Linked DNA regions of Homo sapiens: region 2 is linked to region 1. Evidence: read pairs that join two places in POLR2A ChIA-PET (ENCODE). Cell type or tissue: CD4-positive, alpha-beta T cell. All regions are shown on one strand. Each heading gives the region's core, and the rest is flanking DNA. Links, peaks and the distances in the headings are about the cores only.

What was found. Peaks named below come from ENCODE experiments on the same cell type or tissue, not always from the same donor. Only the 100,000 strongest peaks of a DNase experiment are listed, where the experiment ranks them.
Region 2: POLR2A ChIA-PET joins it to region 1 with 10 read pairs; 8 of 35 experiments call an interaction of 5 or more read pairs at or near these places.

What each region holds. Positions count from the first base shown.
Region 1 is chr4:2,735,857-2,741,237 of GRCh38, reverse strand. No RefSeq gene overlaps it. Among named protein-coding and RNA genes, the nearest start is that of TNIP2, 18 kb to the left of the region's middle. In CD4-positive, alpha-beta T cell, for the core only: no CTCF peak of the experiment used is centred there; no DNase peak of the experiment used is centred there.
Region 2 is chr4:2,850,521-2,855,901 of GRCh38, reverse strand. All of the region lies in intron 1 of ADD1 (adducin 1), which reads right to left. Among named protein-coding and RNA genes, the nearest start is that of ADD1, 9.4 kb to the right of the region's middle. RefSeq lists enhancers at 2,940-2,999, 3,130-3,179. In CD4-positive, alpha-beta T cell, for the core only: no CTCF peak of the experiment used is centred there; a DNase peak (open chromatin) is centred at 3,235; H3K27ac peaks cover 1,566 bases.

The DNA.
Region 1 (5,381 bases), core at 1-5,000:
CCACCCCGATTGAGGGTGGATCTGCCTTCCCCAGCCCACTGACTCAAATGTTAATCTCCTTGGCAACACCCTCACAGACACACCCAGATCAATACTTCCTATCCTTCAATCAAGTTGACACTCAGTATTAACCATCATGAGTCCACCCCTTGTCTACTTGAACCCATACATAGTCCTGAGATAATAATCTTCAAATAAAGACAAAAATAAAGTCACAATTATGCCTAACATAATACAACTATCCTTCATACAACCGGAAACGCACCAGTCCCCAACCCAAATAATACTATTACATAAAGGTAACAATACTTTACTTTTTGTTTTTTGAAACGGAGTTTCTTGTTCCCCAGGCTGGAGTGCAGTGGTGTGATCTCGGCTCAGCTCACTGCTACCTCCGCCTCCCAGGTTCAAGTGATTCTCCCACCTCAGGCTCCCGATTAGCTAGGATTACAGGCGCCTGCCACCACGCCCGGCTAATTTTTGTATTTTTAGTAGAGAAGGGGTTTCGCCACGTTGGCCTGGCTGGTTTCGAACTCCTGACGTCAGGTGATCAGCCTGCCTCTGCCTCCCAGCGTGCTGGGATTACAGGCATGAGCCACCACACCCGGCCAAGGTGACTGACGGTACTTAAATGCTGATGTGAAGTCAATAAATCTTATGTCACACGATAAAGGAGAAAGGAAATGAAGAGATTTTCTTAGTACTAGCGTATACATGCACAAACGTTTTTTATCAAAAGGAGGAAATACTCACAGCAATTACAGTCCTGGTTCCTGCAGCTGGTCATGTGGTCATAGCCGTTATTGATGCCTACCTTCTTCTACTACCCATTCTGTATTCCCTTTGCCTTCAGCAAGCACCTCAGCAGATGGTGGTTTTTTTCCTGGTGGAGTGACCCGAACCTTCATTCCTGATTTGTAGTCCTGCCTGGATTGGGCTGTTGTAGTTTCCCATTGACCTTAATCACAGGGCATTAGATAATACTAAGAGATGTCCTAATGGATCTCCTGTATTCCATGCATACTCTTCCTTACCTCTGTTGTGGAGTAAGAGACTAATTCCATCTTTTTTTTTTTTTTGAGATGGAGTGTCGCTCTGTCGCCCAGGCTGGAGTGCAGTGGTGCAATCTCGGCTCTCTGCAGGCTCCGCCTCACGGGTTCACACCATTCTCCTGCCTCAGCCTCCCGAGTAGCTGGGACTACAGGCACTTGCCACCATGCCCAGCTAATGTTTTGTATTTTGTGTAGTAGAGACGGGGTTTCACCGTGTTAGCCAGGATGGTCTCAATCTCCTGACCTCATGATCCGCCCGCCTTGGCCTCCCAAAATGCTGGGATTACAGGCGTGAGCCACCACACCCGGCCGAGACTGATTCCATCTTGATAGTCCAGATCAATCACTCCAGCCAACACCATAACTCCTCCTTAGCCTGTTGACTTAAAGGTAGGAGGAGCCCAGAGTGTCCAGGTGGCAATCTTAACTTCTAGCTTAATGGAATAGTTGTGTCTCCTGGTGGCAGCGTTCCTCCCTCTGGAACTAAGACCTCTAGGCCAGCAGAACATAATGTCATGGGAACAGGGAGCAAACATTTTGCTAGTGGATCACTAGGGGTGATGGCGAGTGGTGCCACTTCCACTTGAGTGCCTTGATTCCTGGACCCGTGCATCCTGGTTAAGGGAGAAACAATATCATATCTTGGATGCTGATTCAGAGCATACATGGCCTTCTGGAGAACTTGGTCCCAGCCCTGCAAAGTATTGTCACCTAGTTGGTGTTGTAATTGTGACTTCAGAAGGCCATTCCACCGTTCTATCAATCCAGCTGCTTCAGGATGATGGGGAACGTGGTAAGATCAGTGAATTCCATGAGCATGAGCCCACTGCCACACTTCTTTAGCTGTAAAGTGAGTGCCTTGCTCAGAGGCAATGCTGTGTGGAACACCCTGATGGTGGATGAGGCATTCCTTGAGTCCATGGATGGTAGTCTTGGCAGAAGCACTGCGTGCAAGATAGGCAAACCCACATCAGGAGTAAGTGTCTATTCCGGTGAGGACAAACCTCTGCCCTTTCCATGATGGAAGAGGTCCAATATAATCAACCTGCCACCAGGTAGCTGGCTGATCACCCTGAAGAATGGTGCCATATTGAGGCTCAGTGTTAGTCTCTGCTGCTGCCAAATTGGGCACTCAGCAGTGGCTGTAGACAAGTCAGCCTTGGCTAGTGGAGGTCCATGTTGCTGAATCTCCATGTGTAATCTCCATCCCTGCCACCATGGCCACTCTGTTCATGGGCCCATTGGGCGATGGCAGGTGGCTGGGGAAAGAGGCTGAGTGGTGTCCACAGAACAGGTCATCCTACCCACTTGATTATTAAAATTCTCCTCTGTTGAGGTCATCCGCTGGTGAGCACTCACAGGGGATACAAATATCTTCAGTTTTTGACCACTTGGAGAGGTCCATCCACATACCTCTTCCTCAAATTTGTCACCAATTTTCCAATAATGCTTCTTTCAAGCCCCTGACCATTGTCTTCCAAGTCCCATCCAGGCAAACCATTGTCTACAGCCCATGAATCAGTACATAATCACACACCTGGCCATTTCTCCTCCCATGCAAAGTGCACAACCAGGTGCACCGCTCCAACTTCTGCCCACTGGGAAGATTTCCCTTCACTGCTGTCCTTCAGGCATGTCCTAAAAAGAGGCTGTATTGCTGCAGCTGTCCACTTTTGGGTGGTGCCTTCATATCGTGCAGAAGCATCTGTGAGCCAGGCCCTAGTCTTCTCTTCCTCTGTCCACTGATCATAGGGAACTCCTCATGAGGCCATTGGTGCAGGCTGGGGGAGAGGAGGCAGGGTGGCAGGAGTGGAGACCATGGGCATTTGAGCTACTTCTTCATGTAACTTGCTTGTGCCTTCAGGACCTGCTTGAGCTCAATCACATATGTGCCACTTCTCTTTGATGATGGAATGCTGCTGTGCACGACCTACTTTATGGTGATGGGTCAGAAAGCACCCAGTTTATGATGGGCAGTTCAGGTCATATGGTGACTTGATGACCCATAGTCAAACATTCAGTTTCCACCAAAGCCCAGTAACAGGCCAAGAGCTGTCTCTCAAAAGGAGAGTAGTTAGCTGCAGAAGATGGCAGGGCCATCTTCTCCAGATCCTACAGGCCTCCGCTGTGATTCACCTATGGGGTGAAAATCCTACAGGCCTCCACTGTGATTCACCTATGGGGGCCTGCCAAAGGCTCCAAACAGCATCCCTATCTGCTACTGACGCCTCAAGCACCATTGGATCGCTGGGTCATATGGCCCAAGTGGCAGAGCAGCTTGCACAGCAGCCTGGACCTGTTGCAGAGCCTTCTCCTGTTCTGGACCCCACTCAAAACTGGCAGCCTTTTAGGTCACTAGATAAATGGGCTGGAGTAACACATCTAAGTGAGGAATGTGTTGCCTCCAAAATCCAAATAGACCCACTAAGCATTGTGGATCTTCTTGGTTGTAGGAGGGACCAAATGAGGCGACTTATCCTTCACCTTGGAAGGAATATCTTGACAGGCCCCACACCACGGGAGCCCTAGAAAGTTTACTGAGATAGAAGTTCCCTGAAAAAAAAATTTTTTTTTTTTTTTGAGACAGAGTCTCACTCTGTTGCCCAGTCTGGAGTGCAGTGGCATGATCTCGGCTCACTGCAAGCTCCGCCCCCCGGGTTCACGCCATTCTCCTGCCTCAGCCTCCCGAGTAGCTGGGACTACAGGCGCCTGCCACCATGCAGGGCTTTTTTTTTTTTTTTTTTTTTTTTTTGGTATCTTTAGTAGAGACGGGGTTTCACCATGTTAGCCAGGATGGTCTCAATCTCCTGACCTCATGATCCACCTGCCTCAGCCTCCCAAAGTGCAGGGATTACAGGCTTGAGCCACCATGCCCAGCTGAAATTTTTTTTTTTTTTTGAGACAGAGTCTTGCTCTGTTGCCCAAGCTGGAGTGCAGTGGCAATCTCAGCTCACTGCAACCTCCGCCTCCGGGGCTCAAGTGATTATCCTGCCTCAGCCTCCGAAGTAGCTGGGACTACAGGTGCGCACCACAACACCCAACTAATTTTTGTATTTTTAGTAGACATGGGGTTTCACTATGTTGGCCAGGCTGGTCTTGAACTCCTGACCTCGTGATCCGCCTGCCTGGGCCTAACTGCTTTGGCTAGAACCTCTAGCACAATGTTGAATAGAAACTGCAAAACAGATATCTTTGCCTTGTTCCTGATCTTAGGGGGAAAGCATGCGGTCTTTCACAACATTAAGGATGATATTAACAGTGAATTTTTTGTAGATGTCATTCTTCAGGTTGAGGAAGTTCTCTTCTATTCACACTTGGTGAAATGTCTTTATTATGCAAAAGTGTTGGATTTTGTCAAATGCTTTTTTTGCATCTATTGAGATGATCATGCAATTAAAATTTCGATTAATATGATTACATTAAGTATGTGTTGGATATTGAACCACCCTTACATTCCTGGGATTCCACTTGATCACGGTGTATATTTCTTTTCTTATATTGCTGGATTTGGTTTTCTAGTATTTTGTTGAGGAATTTTGCATCAATATTCATGAGATAATAGTCTGTAGTTTTCTTGTGATGTCTTTGTCTAGTTTTGGTATCAAGGTAATACTGGCCTCACAGAATTAGTTGGGAAGTGTTCCTTCTTCTATTTCTGAAAGTTTGAAAAATTGGTTTTAATTCTTCTCTAACTGTATGGTAAAATGCAGCAGTGAAGACTTCTAGGCTTGAGCTTTTGTGGGTACTTTTCCCTGTTTTAAATTACTATTTCAACATCTTCACTCATTATAGGTCTATTCAGATTGTCTATTTCTTCTGGAGTCAGTTCTTGTAGCTTCTTCCTGTCTAGAAATTTGTCCATCTCATCTGCTATGGTTTATATGTTCATATGTTAGAACTTAGTGCCCAAGGTGATAGTATTAAGAGGTGGGGCCTTCTGGGAAGTGTTCAAATCATGAGTGCTCCATCATCATGAAAGGGATTACAGCTTTTATAAAAGAGGTTGAAGGGATCACCTTAATTCCCCTTTTTGCCCTTCTACCATATGAAGATACAGCAACAAGGTGCCACTTTGGAAGCAGAGAGTGAGCCCTTACCAGACACTGAATCTGTTGGTGCACTTTGCTCTTGAACTTCACAGCTTCCAGAACTGTGAGAAATAAACTTCTATTATTTATAAATTACTCAGTCTGTGATATTTGGTCATAGCTGCATGAATGGACTAAGATATCATCTAAATTACCAAATTTGCTGGCATATAATTGTTCTAGTATTCCTTTAAAATCCTTTTTCTGTGTGGCCAGTTCTGATTCTAGTAATTTGAATCCT
Region 2 (5,381 bases), core at 194-5,193, 110 kb before region 1:
TGGCAAAACCCTGTTTCAACAAAAAAATACAAAAAATAGCTGGTCATGGCGGCATGTGCCTGTAGTCCCAGCTACTTGGGGGCTGAAGTGGGAGGATCACTAAAGCTCAGGAGGTCAAGGCTGCAGTGAGCTGTGATCGCGCCACTGCACTCCAGCCTGGGCAACAGAGTGAGAACCTGTCTCAAAAAAAAGAAAAGAAAAAAACTTGTGCACTCCAGTCTGAGTGTCAGAGCAAGACTGTGTCTCTTTAAAAAGAAAAAAAAAAAGTCTGGACTAAAACACTGAACAACAGCAGCATGTAACTTGAGAGTTGAATAATTGGAATTAAAGAACTTTCATGCCTTTGCTGTATCTAGGAGGGCGACAGAATATTAGTTTTAGACTTCGTTAAATATGCATAGCAAAATTTCAAGGGTAATCACTAAAAGAATATTAAGAGTATGTCATTTCCAAACCAAAAGATGGAAGAATATAAAGAAAAACAAACAACTCCCAGTTGTTTAAAAAGGCAAGCATGGGGAGAAAAGACAAACAGAATACAAAACCTAAGATGATAAAGAAAGTACAAATTTATCTGAATCATAACATAAATGTACTAAATTATGCCAGTTAAAAGACAGAAATTACAGGTAACTTATAAGAGACACTCTTTTAGTAAGCTGAGTAACGGTCCCCAAGTTAACAGGTCTGAATAATGCCTGGAACCTGTAAATATTACTTTATATGGCAAAGACTACAGATATAATTAAGTATTTTGGGATTGTGAAATTATCCTGGATTACCTGGGTGGGCCCTGAATGTAATCACCAGTATCCTTATAAAATCGAGGTGGGGGAGATTTAACCACACAGAAGACAAGAAACCAATCTGACCTGGGTCACAAAGATTGGAGTGATGCAGCCACAGCCAAGGAATGTGGCAGCCATGAGAAGCTGGAAGAGGCGAGGAACAGATTCTCCCATACGACCTCCAGAGGAAGAATGCACAGCCCTAGTGACACCTTGATTTTGGTCCAGTGATATTGTTTTCAAACTTCTGGCCTCCAGAACTATGAGAGAATAATTTCTGCTGTTTTAAAGCACCACGTATGTGGTAACTTGTTACAGGAGCCACAAAAAACTAATATACCCATGAAACAGAACACAGACAGTCTGAAAATAAATGGACAAAAATACAAATACCAGGCAAACACCAAACAAAACAAAGCTGGAGTAATTATATTAATATCAGACAATGAAGACCAAGAAAATAAAAGCATTTATTCGGAATGGAAAAGGCCATAAACCTAAGTACAGCTCAACAGGAAGATGAAAAGTATAAGGTTATTCACACCTAATAAAATACTGTCAACATATATGAACCAAAAATTGCTAGAACTCACAGAGAAACTGACAAATCTACCATAATGAGATTACCATAATAATCTACCACATTGCTCAAGTCAGTAACAGTAAATAGGAAATATGAGCAATGCAAGCAAAAAGTTAGATCATTAGAGATATACAGAACCTTGCACCTCCCTTTCTCACACAAATTAAATACATATTCTTTCTTTCTTGCTTGCTTGCTTGCTTTCTTAAGATGGAGTCTCATTCTGTCGCCCAGACTGGAATGCAGTGGCATGATCTTGGCTCACTGCAGCCTACGCCTCCTAGGTTCAAGCAATGCTCCTGCCTCAGCCTCCTGAGTAGCTGGTATTACAGGCGTGTGCCACCACACTGGGCTAATTTTGTTGTATTTTTAGTACAGATGGGGTTTCACCATGTCGGCCAAGCTGGTCTCAAACTCCTGATCTCAGGTGATCCGCCCACCTCAGCCTCCTAAAGTGCTGGGATTACAGGCATGAGCCACTGCACCCAGCCCATATTCTTTAGAATACAAGGAATGTTTATAAACATTCATGTCATATCTGGCAATAAAGAAAATCACAACAAATTCCAGGGAATCAGCAGCACACAAGCCATTTCTCCGGGTGCAATGCAATTAAAACATAATAACGGCCAGACGCGGTCGCTCACGCCTTTAATCCCAGCACTTTTGGAGGCCGAGGCAGGTGGATCACCTGAGGTCAGGAGTTCAAGACCACCCTGGCCAATGTGGTGAAACCCTGTCTCTATTAAAAATACAAAAACCAGCCAGGCGTGGTGGCGGGCACCTGTAATCCCAGCTACTTGGGAGACTGAGGGAGGAGAATCGCTTGAACCTGGGAGGCGAAGGTTGCGGTGAGCCGTGATTGCACCATTGCACTCCAGCCTGGGTGACGAGAGCAAAACTCAGTCTGAAAGAAAAAAAAACAACATAATAACAGAAGAGTTTCTTCAAACCATATATTTAGAAATTTAAAGGTACATTTTAAAATAATTTATGGGCCAAAAAAGAAATCATAATGAAAATTTAAATATACATTACTAACAAAAATATTACAGTTGGAAACTATTGGCTTCACTAAAGAGATGCTTCTAGAGAGCTATATAGCCTTAAACACTTATACTAGAAAAAGACGCCGGTGGCTCACACCTGTAATCCCAGCACTTTGGGAGGCTGAGGTGGGCAGATCACCTGAGGTCAGATGTTTGAGACCAGCCTGGCCAACATGGTGAAACCCTTATCTCTACTAAAATTATAAAAATTAGCTGGGTGTGGTGGGCGCCTATAATCCCAGGTACTGGGGAGGCTGAGGTGGGAGAATTGCTTGAACCTGGGAGACAGAGGTTGCAGGGAGCCAAGATCGTGCCACTGCACTCCAGCCTGGGCAACACAGTGAGAACCTGTCTCAAAAAAAAAAAAAAAAAAAGTAAGTGACCAACTTCTAAAAAGTTACAGAAAGAACAGAGTAAAACCCAATCTAGCAACCTGTACATTCATTATGCTTTAAACACTATATGTAATTTGTATCCTTAAAACAACTCTGATGGTTAGATTACAGCTATTTCCACAGCTACAAATGTCCTGCTTATCTGAGTTTAAAAGCACCTTCAGGCCTGCCTGGGCAACATAGCAAGGCCTTGGCTCTACTAAAAAAAAAATTTTTTTAGTTAGCTGGGTGTGGTGGGGTGGGTCTGCAGGCCCAGCTGCTCAGGAAGCTGGGTGGGAGGACTGCTCGGGCCCACGAGGTCAAGGCTGCAGTGAGAGCCAAGATCGCACCGCTGCACTTCAGCCTGGGTGACAGAGCAAGACTCTGTCTCCAAAAAAAAAAAAAAAAAAAGATATTTCCTGCTTTACAAACAGTACAGAAAACACCTAGTACAGAAAATAGAAGACACTGAATGCTGCAGACACCCTAGGTCAGTGACATTGCTGGTGATTCTGTTGTCAAAGTATGTGTGCTTCAGTCCCTGGAGACGTTGCTCAGAAAAAAACTGAAATGGAGTATCTGCGAAACCCCATCTCTACAAAAACACACAAAAATCAGCCGGGTGTGGTGCTGTGCACCTGTAATCCCAGCTACTCAGTACGCTGGGGCACAAGAATCGCTTGAACCCGGGAGGCGGAGGTTGCAGTGAGCCAAGATCGCACCACTGTACTCCAGCCTGGGCGAAAGAGCGAGACTCTCTTTCAAAAAAAAAAAAAAAGAAAGAAAAGAAAAGAAAAAAAAGAAAAGAAAAGAAAAGAAAAGAAAAGAAGGAAGGAAGGAAGGAAGGAAAGAAAGAAAGAGAAAGAAAGAAAGAAAGGAAAGAAAGGAAAGAAAGGAAAGGAAAGAAAGGAAAGAAAGAAAGAAAGAAAGAAAGAAAGAAAGAAAGAAAGAAAGAAAGAAAGAAAGAAAAGAGGCCGGGTGCTGTGGCTCATGCCTGTAATCCCAGCACTTTGGGAGGCTGAGGCGGGCAGATCACCTGAGGTCAGGAGTTCGAGACCAGCCTCAACATGGGGAAACCCCGTCTCTACTAAAAATACAAAAATTAGCCGGGCGTAGTGATGCATGCCTGTAATCTCAGCTACTCGGGAGGCTGAAGTAGAATTGCTTGAACCTGGGAGGCGGAGGTTGCGGTGAGCCGAGATCGAGCCATTGCGCTCCAGCCTGGGCAACAAGAGCGAAACTCCATCTCAAAAAAAAAAAAGAATAAAAACTGAGTATCCGGATGGTGGGGGTCATCTATTTCCCCCCTAAAGACTGGTCAATTAACATCACATCCCTTCCTACTGAAGGAGACACTCAGACCAAAAGGGAGTTCATTCTATGAGACTAAAGACCATTCCTAACCTTCCTTCCTGCCTGAAGCCCTATGTGACAATAACTTGAATAACTTGATTAATGGTATCATCTGGCAACAAGGTTGGCCTTTTAAGAAAATCTTAGAAAGCATGGTTTAACCACAAAGTTCCTACTAAACTGCAAACACATGCAGCTGTATCAGACAAAAAAATACCTCTACATAGGCTTTATTTTGAGAGAGAGGGAGAGACAGACAAAAAAGAGCTACAAGGCTCTCTATTGCATCTTCTGTGTCTTTCCCTCTTAAGGCCTGCTCCTCCATCCTCTATGTTCTGGAAAAGAAGGAAAGAAAGCACACTGACAGAATCCTCACATACTGTAAGCATTGTAAGTTTGCTTACCACAGCCTCACACCTCCAGTTAGATATGACTGTTATTATTATTACTCCTATTTCTGCAGATGAGAAAAATTAGTTCAGAGAATTTCACCATTTTGATCCAGGGCCACACATCTTGAGTGGCAACATTTTTAAAAATTAGCCAGCTGTGGTGGTATGCACCAGTAGTCCTAGCTATTCCGGAGGCTGAGGTGGGGAGGATTACTTGAGCCCAGGAGTTCCAGGTTACAGTCAGCTATGATTATACCACTGTTCCCCAACCTGAACAATAGAGCAAGACTGTCTCTAAATGAAGTATACAGAGTTTTAGTGTATTCAGAGTTGTGTAACTAATCATCACAATCTAACGTTATAACATTTTCAACACCCAAAAAGAAACCCCATACACATTAGCAGTCATTCCTCATTCCCACTCCATTCTCCCCAGCTGGAGCCCCAGTCAACCCCAAATCTACCTTCTGCCTGTATAGATTTGCCTACTGGGGGTCAGGTACAGTGGCTCACACCTGTAATCCCAGCACTTTGGGAGGCCGAGGCGGGTGGGTCACTTGAGGTCAGGAGTTCAAGACCAGCCTGGGCAACGTGGTGAAACCCCATCTCTACTACAAATATAAAAATTAGCCGGGCGTGGCCAGGCGCGGTGGCTCACGCCTGTAATCCCAGCACTTTGGGAGGCCGAGGCGGGCGGATCATGAGGTCAGGAGATTGAGACCATCCTGGCTAACACGGTGAAACCCCATCTCTACTAAAAATACAAAAAATTAGCCGGGCATGGTGGCAGGCGCCTGTAGTCCCAGCTACTCAGGAGGCTGAGGCAGGAGAATGGCGTGAAC